Linked DNA regions of Mus musculus: region 2 is linked to region 1. A link is a loop called in an ENCODE intact Hi-C map of the cell type or tissue named here. Cell type or tissue: left cerebral cortex. All regions are shown on one strand. Links, peaks and the distances in the headings refer to the core of each region. The heading gives the core; the rest is flanking DNA. Region 1 overlaps Zbtb20 (zinc finger and BTB domain containing 20). Region 2 overlaps Zbtb20 (zinc finger and BTB domain containing 20).

Region 1 (5,384 bases), core at 190-5,189:
GAGATTTTAACACACACACACACACACACACACACACACACACACACACACACACACACATGTTTTAAAGTGACTTTTACGTCTTATTTTTTTCTTCTCCAAGAAATTAGCATTCAGAGAGTTGCGTTCCGACTGTGGCCCGATGTGTGCCTTGATCAGGAGTGCATTTTTATGACTGGGTTATAAACGGTCATAATAGTGAGGGGTTGGGATGGAATGCCTTCAAAAGATAACCTAGACCTACTGCAGGCTTGAAACTCTATTAGCCTAGCTATTAAAACCAGGAGGACAAACTGTTTCTTCCCTGGATACAAAAGCTGTTAGGCTACAGCTTGACCCAGTACAAACTTTTCTGAATCTCTCTCCACTTTACAAACCGTCAGCTCATTGCTGCCGTCTGCAGTGAGGCTGTTTACAGCTCTGTGCTAAGTGGAAAGTTCAAATCAATTATTGTCCATTAGAGTTTAGGTATAACTGATGAAATATCCCCAGAGGAGTATTGTAAATGTATCAAGACGTCCTTCCCCATTATAGAAATGGGGACGCATAGTGAATTACTTACCTTCTCTCTTGCCCTTAATGCCTCTGAAAGGCTGCTGGGCAGACAGAGCTCCTCTTGTGTTGCTGGGGTTTTGAGTGAGGACTTCACCATTTGGTGAGCATGTGTCTTGAGCTGGCAAATGTCTAGACTCCAACTTACTGTCTACTCTTGGTAAACTTTCGTGTGGATATAAGAAAATAAAAAATGAAAATGAAAAATTGAGAGACTGTAAAAATTGATTGGAAAGTAAGTACCGGGCAATCAGGTTCCCTTTGCATGATTGCCGTCTCACTGACAATCAAGTGAGAGACGCTTTGACGCAGGGAGAGTTGGTGCTGGGCCACTGTGCTTGTGAGAAGCTTGTTCCTCCTTGTTCTGGTTCTTTCATTCAGTCTTCTACCGGACAGAAAGGGAGAGTCATTCATAGCTAAGCATCTTCAGGCTCTAACAGTGATATTTCACCCCATGAAAGCCAGAACCCCCACACCCACACCCCAAGAAAAAGCCAGAACCCAGTAGAAAACAAAGATCTATTTGCAATCTGCTCTAATGGGACTTGCTTTGGAAGATGTTTTTTGCTTATTGTCTTTCTTGTTGATGCCCTGAGCCATCTCCTTGCCCCAGAGATCCCACGGCTGCAATGTACAGACTCTTCTCATACAAAAGTCTAGGTGTTCTTCTCTAGAGGGCTGTGACTTTTTTTAAACACCAGAGAAGTAATAGAGGAAGGTCAAAGAGACATCATTCTCCTGGTCAGGCATTCTCTCCTGACCCCATGGACACAGGTGGAGGGACACCTTTTTATTCTGAGTTAGTCCTATTTGGCTCCAATGGGCTGCCTGTGTGAATGTAGCAGCACACAGTTCCACCCTGACTACAGTTAGAATGAAGAGAAGATTCCTATTTAAAATGCAGCACTGATTTCCCTGCGTTGAACACCAAGGAGAACTCCAAAATGTCCCCCTGCTCGCAGGCTTATCAGTTATCTTAACAGTGTTTACCCTCAGCTCTCATGGGACTTCCATTCATCTCACTGTAGAGCCACCAATAACTGAACAGGAAATCTGACTGAGAAGAAGAGAGAGCACTTAGAACCCTTATTGGGTCATAGTATCTTAGGCTGTGCTATACCATTTTCTTAGTCTGTTGTTTTCTTCTCTTTTGGATTTTTTACATTTATTCATTCACTGTATATGAGTGTGTACTTACACGTGCATGTGTGTATGCGTGTGGGTGAATGTTAGCCATGGTATGCATGTGGAAGTCAGAGGAAAACTTGTAGGGTGTTGGTTCTCTCCTATTGTGTAGGTTCTGGGGTCAAACTCTGGTTGTCATGATCGGCAGTGGACACCTTTACCGACTGAGTCATCTTGCTGGCCCTGGTTTCTTTGCAGTGACCCAGGAATCCTTAGTCTCTGCTTTGGATATGCCGAACCATTGCTTTTTTACCAAATCACAGACTGGGAAGGTGGTCTCTTGCTCAGCGGGTATGTGCCTGGGTAGATGCTCTCCCCTGAGATGTGCAGCCACTCACACATCACCAGCTTCTAATAATTCCTGACATTTAAAGAGTCAGTCCATTTCGACCATTTCTTTCTGCATATTTGTGGAAAGAGCCAATGGTTTGCAGCATTCAGGAGGCACAGGATGTGCACCTTGTCGTGTGGATCGTATTCGTTCTGCCCGGTTTATCGGTTGTTTGTTTTCTCTTAGGATTTTGGGAGACTTCTTTAACATGTTAAATATGGGGCTAAAAATAGTGACTAGACTGTAAATCATTTGGGGGAAAATATTAATAAGATACAAAGAGAACTGCCTTCCCATCCACCCTGTGTCATAATGACAAAATGCTAAATGACTCTGCATGTCTGACTCCCTCGTCACTGGAGGTGAGGCCTCTGGATTCTGTGCCATACAAACCCCCAAATGTGAGAGCCTTAAGTGCAGGCTGAAGTACCAAGCGTGGGTTTGGATTTCCCTTTCCTGCCCCAGTACTCTGAAAGCATGTTTACTCAGCCTTCCCTCCGAGCAGGGTCCCTGTGCTGAAGCCGGTCTGCCAGCCCACTTCTGAGTAACAGCCAACACCCCCATCCAGCGCCGCCGACCGATGGGCTTGCTCGAATTTAAGGAGCAGGACTGATTTTCAAGTTTCTTCGAGCCATTATTTGTGTTCCAAGTTATCTTCCTGCATCCGTATTAATTTTCTGTTTCCAAAAGTAAGCCCCATGTATTTCAAGGCAGCACAGTTGCTTTTTCACATTTTCCAGGGAACTGGTGTTTTTAATGTCATGTGAGGACAACATTACACAATGGGTCTTTGGCAGGGACACACAGAAATGAATACCGTGTGCGAACAAACATTAAATGGCAGTCTTAATTACAGAGTTAGACTCTGTTGTTTTTAATGCCCTTCAATTTTATAATTTGATGGAAAATGCATCAACACAGCTATTTTCTTTCTACCCTAAATGATTAAGGATTGATATACCCCCAAACTGCAGTAGCTCCTTAGATCAGCTAATCAGGTAGGCCTTACATGTTATCCACTAGAGGGCAGTAGGGATACACAGCCACTCCAACCAATATGTGCAACATATGGTCGACGTGGAAACATAGTAGCCATAGCTTTCATGTGTATGAAAAATTCCCATTGCAGTGTTGCTTCACTTATAATTATATTGAAAGTAAACACTAATTCACAGACAGACTACGCATATTTCAACATATCCCTCTAGTGTTTTGTCTATTCTAGTTTAAAATGCCCTGAGTAATGAAACTTCTACTACTTCCCTTGGGAAGCTATATCAAAACCCACTTGTTTTACATGCCTGTTTTTTTTTACAAACACACACTCAAGATCTATTAGTCTTCCTTCAAGTTCATTTAGACCTCTGTTGCATACTCCATTTTCCCTTACAGCAAAGCTAGTTCCATTCCGCAAAAGATGTTTCCTGAGTATCCATTGTGTGGAAGACATACTTAGTTGAGGGATGTCCACAGCTGGCGAGCATTGCAAGGCTGCGGCTGAAGGATTTGCATGACTCCAAGCTACAGAAGAAGCTCGTCCAAACCAAACATCAGAAGAAGATGTTGGCCTAAGTTCTAAAAGGAGTGACATTCATAAAACTGTCATAACAGGAAAAAGTTTAGTTGAACTTGGATTTTCTGTATTGAAATCCAGAGTGCTAGTATTGCATGGTGACATCTAACATCACCTGAAAAACTGTAAGCTCTCTGGCTGACCTGGCGGTGAGCTCATGCCAAGGAGACGACCTGGGTTCTCACCAGTGAAAGCTGATCCTTTGGCCGATAGATCAGATTAGCCTAGAAGTTTAGAACCAATTTTGGGGTTCTTTATACCTACTTATGAAACAGAGGATATGGTTTGTAAATCCCACCAACAATGTTCCGTAGTCTGCTTTTCGTTTTTTTTAATCATCGACTCACTGGGTTCAGTCCCAGTGCCGCTACACACATTGCATGATGGGAAAGTAACCCAAGATCACATGCAGTACTTTGAGTTTGCACCACTGGTCTTTTACATATACTTCGATCATATGTATCTGAAGGAGAGGGTAGGAAAAAAATCCAAGCCAAGAAAATCCCTTTAAGGCTAGAACTCACAGTTACACTGTTACTACAAGGTTTCCCCATTTACATTAGAGACAGAGCAAAGTTATTTGCTCTGTTGGGTCTTTTTCTCAGATACATTTCCATAAGGCTGTCCTGATGGCCAAGGACATCCCAAGTAGACATGTCCACGGGTGAGAGTGTTCTGCCTCCAAGTGCAGAATGAAATGTTGCAGAAGTTCTAGGAATGATACATACCTCTCAGTGCTCTTTCACATCCTTTGAGCCAATGTAGAACATAGCCTATTCTCCAGGGTCTTTAAAGGCCTTTCTTTTGCCAATTAGGAGGGTAAGAATGTGCTGGATAGGCTGACTCTCTGTAGGAAAAGAGAAGGGAAGGATACAGAATCTTCATGGGAATCTATACAACAATAGTCCAGACTTCCTATCACAAACAAAGCTTACATCCAAAATTTGTGTCACCTGTAATGAAATCCACAGGAGTATTTTATATGGAAGTAATTAAGTGCAAATGTACAACAGCCATTTTTGTGTTTTTGTTTGTTTCAAAATACCAGAGGTGATTAGGCCATATTATGAACTAATTGCTTACTTAATTTATTTAAGTTGAAATGAGTTCTTGAGTTATACAGGACCCAAAACACGAACTCATTACTCCATTCTGCACACCACTGAAAAGAACAAAACAAAGACGTTAGCGCCTTTATTTCATTATGTTACAACACACCAACATTCTGAGCACTGATGAGGACCCAAGTGGACAGAACATCTGTATTTGGTAAGAAAATAAAATAAATAAATGTTTGCTCCATCATTTAGTTCTTCCATTGATGTGCTGAAATTCAAAATGAATGGCCAAAGGTAATAAAGTGGCATGCCTTTTTTTGTACACTTTCCTATGGAAAGTTTAAACGACTCTTCAAACATATTTGAAAACAGTAAATAAATAACCTACAAAATTCAATATTTTCTTAAATTTGGAAGTAAACCACAGTCATTCCTAGGCTTGAGTCTCTGTACACCAAGTTTCAAACCAAAGCATATTTTGGTATTTTGATGGTTGACTTATAACCCCCTGAAAAGAGGACCTGATTGTGTGCAGTGAGGACAGCTGCCCCTGGAACTCCGTCCAGGCTACTAAAATAAAACACTGGTGCTTACCAGTCACTGCTGACCAGGAGATGCGAGAGGCAGTACTCTGTTCTATAGGCAGTGAGGGAGCTCTGTCAGCAGTGCATGCTTGCCGTGGCCA
Region 2 (5,384 bases), core at 319-5,318, 53 kb after region 1:
GCAGTTGCTGTGCCGCTGAATGGTCAGCCCCAGCTAAAATGTTGAATGCCTGTTTTATCCAGGCAAACTCTGCTGTTGTCCATTTCCTCATCTCTTGGATCCAGTAAAGTGCTTAGCCATAGTAGGTGTTCAGCCAGTGTTTGCAGAATGGATGACTGAAGGAGATAGGGCAGCTCAGGGAACTGTACTACTGAGCATATTGCAGGGTTATAATATTGAATTGAATTTTTCCACTCAGCAGACCTACATAACAAAGTGCATCCCAGATACCCTCAGGTTTGTATGCTGGGAAAACAGAGTGCTTTCTCTTGATCATAGACCGCTACATGTTTTGATTTTAATAGCAATATGGCAGGGTTAAGGTCAACTTTGTAATATAATCTGGTGCCTGTTTGTTCATAGATATGAAAATAGATGTTCTTCACAAGATGCTCAAACAGATGATTGGGTGAAAGCTCTAGAAAACCTTGCAATAACTAAAAGGAAAGATCTCCCACTTCTGCTTTCCATCACTGTCAAATGGGGTACAGTTTTGTGCAGCCCCAACCATTCTTTCTTGTCTCATCATCTTCCCAGGTCCAGTCTTTGTCTGGCGAAGGCAGCATATGACTGTTAGTATAGCAAGGAGATGGTTCTTGAGAAATCCAGCCCCCACACACAATGCTCCAGAGCTCCTCCCCTGGGAATGGCATGATTGGATCCGCAGCAGGCAGAGCTGGCCCAGGGAAATAAGAGCTTGGCATAGAATCTTAGGGCCCTCCTGCTGGAGGGGCCCTCAAGAGAGTTGCTTCACACCCACCCTCCTTCAACTGGCTGGACAGTAGAAAGATGTGTAAGAAAACAAATTCCTGGCTGAATGAATAGAGGATTAAGTGAACGAGAGATGAGTCCCCTGTTCCAGAAGTCTCTGCCATCCCACTTGAATAGAAAGGCTAACTTTGAAGCCACTCTGTTCTCCATGGCATGATTTTGTATATACTCAGCTTTGGAATATGGTTGCCATCTGCTGCCAGTACATAAGACTAAGGAAGTATTGGGGTGGGTAGGAGGAGGCTGGGAGGAAAGAAAGAGACACTTAAATGAGCTAATGATCTGCTTTGTGTTGGAGTCTAGGTTTCAGAACATCAGTTCCGTACTGTAAGAACAAAACACCAGTGTGTCTTAGGCCACACCAGGCGCCGGCACATCAGATAAGGCCCATGCTGTGTAGTGTTCAGCCACTGAGCCTCAAGAAGTTTTGAAAGTGAAATTAGAGGAGCAAACCAAGGAAGCCAAAGTGGGAAAGCTCTTAGGGTAAAATATGATCAGAAGGACTCTGCAGATATGTGTCTTCGAGGTTACAGTAGTTCAAACATGACTCTACTAATTAAAGACTTGGAAAATAGTCTCAATCCTAGGAACTTAAAGATCTTTAAACTAAAGTGGAGACTTCTCCATCTACTGCAAAGGCATTGTGAAGCTTTTGTACAGTCACAGGATGAGAGTGACCCAGCTATTGTGCATTGTTGTGCACTTAACTATTGATTAAGAGCCATAGATTGCTGTCCTGGCAGCAGGAGTGGGTGGTCTTTTACAAGCAAAAACCCTGGTAAGCAAAGCCAGCAAAGGCAAGACCATCTATCTCTGAAAAGCAGTGAATAGCTCAGAGAGCTTCCTCTTTCCCTGATATTATCTGTATAAATTACCAGTTATGGCACAGGATCATGTTGATAATTTATATACCAAAATGACATGCCAAAGAATAATAATTAAGCAGAGATGTACACTAGTGAAAAAATTATCCCAGCGAAGTTTACTTTTGAGAAAGATTAGCTAATTAGCCAAGTATGACATTTGAAGGCAAGTCCCCTTCTACTCTTAATAGTAGCTCTGTCTCCACTTTGAGGAGTTAGCAGGATTGTAGGGCAGAAATATTTTCTGGCGTGAAAAGGAAAGAATTCCTTCATTACTATAAGCAAAGTGAGGAGACAGGGAGAGTTGTGGAAAAGCAGAAAATCAGATCAGCACGCATAGAAAGTGGTTGCAAGAGCATGTCGACCTCAGAGCCCTAGAATGACCAAGCCAGGAAATATTTGTTGGCTGTACAAGCTTTGGCCTTGATTCGTATCTGCCATCAGAGCGAAGTCATCCACAGCTGTGATGCAACCACAGAATGTTATTAATGTCCTCAGCCCCTCTCATATGCAGTCTCTCATCCCAGGAGCCCAGTGTGCCTTAGGACTCTGCTTGGCTTCTCCCAAGACAACCCCATGGAGCATAAACATCTTCATTTATAGATGAAATAACTGGTCCACAAAGGCCCGACTCTGTTCTCTGGCTTCAAATGTGAAATGATTAATAGTCATGATGCTGACCCAGCACGTTGTGCTATTTTTTACATTATTTTGGGCTTCTCAGACAAAGGACATATTTTATCTTTCTCATTATTATTTTTAATTACTTTTCAGAAAAGTCAAGATAAAAAAAAGAAGAAGAATCTAACAAATATCCCATAGAGATATTTGGTATTTTCTCTCTCTCTTTTTGAGAATAAATTAAGATCTTCTCTGCTTCTCTATGCTGGATCTCTGCAGATAGTCACAGTCTCATGCCAGTTTTCAGAGGAATAAGGGCTCATTCTAATGGCTGCATCACAGTCCCTTCTGTGAAGAAACAGCCTTTTAAATTCCTGTCTGGACACTGAATAACTTGTTTTTGGTTTAAAAACTTTTAACAGTTTGACCTGAAAACTTTTAAACATTACTAATATACAACCTGGTTGTGAGTTTAGCAATAAATTTAGACCCAGTATGTGAAAAGCCAAAGAGAAGACTAGTGGCTTTTATTCTCCCTGGTGACCTGCACTAAATGTTGCATATTTACTTTGTAAATGAGGACACCCAGTGGCCAGCAAGTGAAAATATTCTAAACAATCCCCGACACTGTTAACATAAATATAAAGAGCTGTTGTCAGCACCCATTGATAGATAGCTTCTAGCATCTACTACCAAGCACTGGTTTCCCTGGGTCAGGCAAGAGTGGAGCCTGATAATTTTCTACCTCACTTTCCAGACTAGGTGTCTCTTTCCCTTTCATATAAACGTGGCTCGCCATCTTTGGCATCCACTGAATCGTCAGTGGCAGAAGGGCCTAGTAGAATATTTCTTAGGACAGATGAAGTCAGGAAGTTGAGAATAACTTAACAGAGATCAGAAATAATAAACAGATGAGTGTGGTTTAAAAGAAGTGAGGTAAGTTCATAAACCATAAGTTCATGGTGAAGACAGAGCCATGGTTATTAACTAATGAGAGAGTAAGGAAATTAAAAACAAAACCCAAGAGGAAGAACAGATGTGGGCCACCAGGGACTAGAAGGACCTCCTGGAACAACGGGTAGGCTCACCTCAGAGCAAATGAGCCCTGAGCTCCACTTATTCTCAGCAGTGTCTGTACAGTGTCTGTTATGGAGAAGTAACCAAAGAGAACACCTACCCCTTTGGGGGAATGTGTGGGACAGTGTCAGGGATCCAGTTAGCAACCTGTGTTCTTTCAGTTACAGTTAGAGTTGTACTTGTATTTGCAGTAGGTAAGGTAGAGCTGTCTTATGGCTGTAAGACAGGCACAAGGGAAAATGGGGAAGGCATTAACTTACTGTCATTATAAACTATCTAGTATGTGTGTAAAGTACAGCTATATTCTTAAACATTCAAATATGTGAACCATTTCCTTGTTTTTCTTAAGAAAATTAAACCTAAGACTCCTGGGTGACCAGTTTATATAGAAACCTAATGAAGTCTCAAGACTGTCTTCCCCTCCCCAGATTTGTACAAGACATGGGAAATCTAGGGAAGGGGTCACATCCTTGGTCCATAGTGAGCTTTGTAGTTGGCATTGCTTGACTCTCTGATCCTTTTGGCTTCTAGGAACTACTCCACTCTCTGTGGTTATAGATGCCCTCAACATGGAGCCTGAGTCCCTCGGATCACTCTTTCTCTCAGAACAGTTAGTGTCCCTTTATGTCTAGCCCCCCAAAATATGCAAAGACATTTTCCACAAAGGCTTATGTGCAAGTTGACTTGTTTCAGTTCTCTTTTGTTTTGTCTGTGAGAGCCTTTGCTGAGATAGGGTCTTACCACATACCTTGGACTGACAAGTCTCCCACCTCAGCCTCCAGGATGCTGTGACCACAGAAATGAGCCATCGCTTGCTTACCTTTAATATTTTAAAGGAAGATGATGATTTTTCTTCTCAGTAATATTACCTCAATCTGACTTCAAAGCATCAGACTCCCCCCTTCATATCCTAGAAAGAGTCCTAATTAGTTCCCTTTAGAAGACCAAATTGAGAATGAAAACCCTTCCTTGTAGGGATTAATAAACTCTGAAACCACAGCTCTTTTGGATGAGGGAGCCCATGTCCATATACAAACACTCAATGCTTCTGATCTACAGGAGGAGGAGAAATGGGACTCTCTTATAAACGCCTTCTCATTCTATAACAACAAACGAAAATTTAATAATTCTACTTATACCTCCAAACCAGTGGAAAGCAGGAAAAGGAAGAACTCAGCATAAACCCTAGTAATCATGTGAAGTGTCCCAGAGAAAGGAGAGTTGTAAATAAGTTTCAGGGAAGGTTTGTAAGGTTTGGTGAGTGGAAAAGCCCAGTGACTTGAGAACTTTTGTAAGATGAGCAGAAGGAGAGAATGTGGAGTGAGTGCAGTCGGGAGACCATGGCACAGTGGTACTTAGCTGGTCTAGCACGCCCTAGACTCCACCAACAGCAAGCTTCCATCCTAGCCCCCAAGTGAGTAATGAATACCATATAGGTGGAAATCTGCAAAATGACCAGGCTCTTGAATCAGTTCAAAGATTCTGTTTGAGAATACAATGAGAATCAAATTAAACCAACCTGACAGACATGAGACAAGACTGTAAGAACACAGGTAAGGCGTCATAGAGCTCGGTCCTTCTACTCCAATCCATGAATACTATTGTAAATATTATAGCACTACAGAACAGGGTATGGAGATAGAATAATATTAAAGCAAACTTCTCCTTATGAGCACAACTGTGAAGTGTGCTTTCTGCTCCATTTGGTCAGCAGCGCTTCCTGGAGCTTTTGAACTCTGTCAACACTTCTGCACTAGCTTAGCATCATCTTCTTAGCACAAGAAAGGAACCTACCTGTTCGTTTTAATTTTATTTTAGATTTTTACATTTGAAGACACTTGTTCCATACTCCATACATAATCTAATATACTCATTAGATTTTGTTACTGAACAAGATATGGCCATTTAAATGCAAGTCTATAATGTGCATGAAGCTGATTCTATAATGGGTCACCACAAGTGGGCATCTGAGTTGTAGCTACTTACTGTCTTAAGGTGGCCTACACAAAAATC

Evidence for each region. Hi-C counts contacts between places; a loop is a spot of excess contacts. Peaks named below come from ENCODE experiments on the same cell type or tissue, not always from the same donor. Only the 100,000 strongest peaks of a DNase experiment are listed, where the experiment ranks them.
Region 2: a loop joins it to region 1, with 3 times the contacts of the local background. A loop is called at or near these places in 5 of 42 quality-filtered maps.

What each region holds. Positions count from the first base shown.
Region 1 is chr16:43,537,177-43,542,560 of GRCm38, forward strand. The region is part of intron 5 of Zbtb20 (zinc finger and BTB domain containing 20); the gene reads left to right. Among named protein-coding and RNA genes, the nearest start is that of Mir568, 100 kb to the right of the region's middle. In left cerebral cortex, for the core only: a CTCF peak has its summit at 3,089 (motif pointing right); DNase peaks (open chromatin) are centred at 2,823 and 3,122; H3K27ac peaks cover 2,445 bases.
Region 2 is chr16:43,590,135-43,595,518 of GRCm38, forward strand. The region is part of intron 9 of Zbtb20 (zinc finger and BTB domain containing 20); the gene reads left to right. Among named protein-coding and RNA genes, the nearest start is that of Mir568, 48 kb to the right of the region's middle. In left cerebral cortex, for the core only: a CTCF peak has its summit at 2,883; DNase peaks (open chromatin) are centred at 667 and 2,872; H3K27ac peaks cover 624 bases.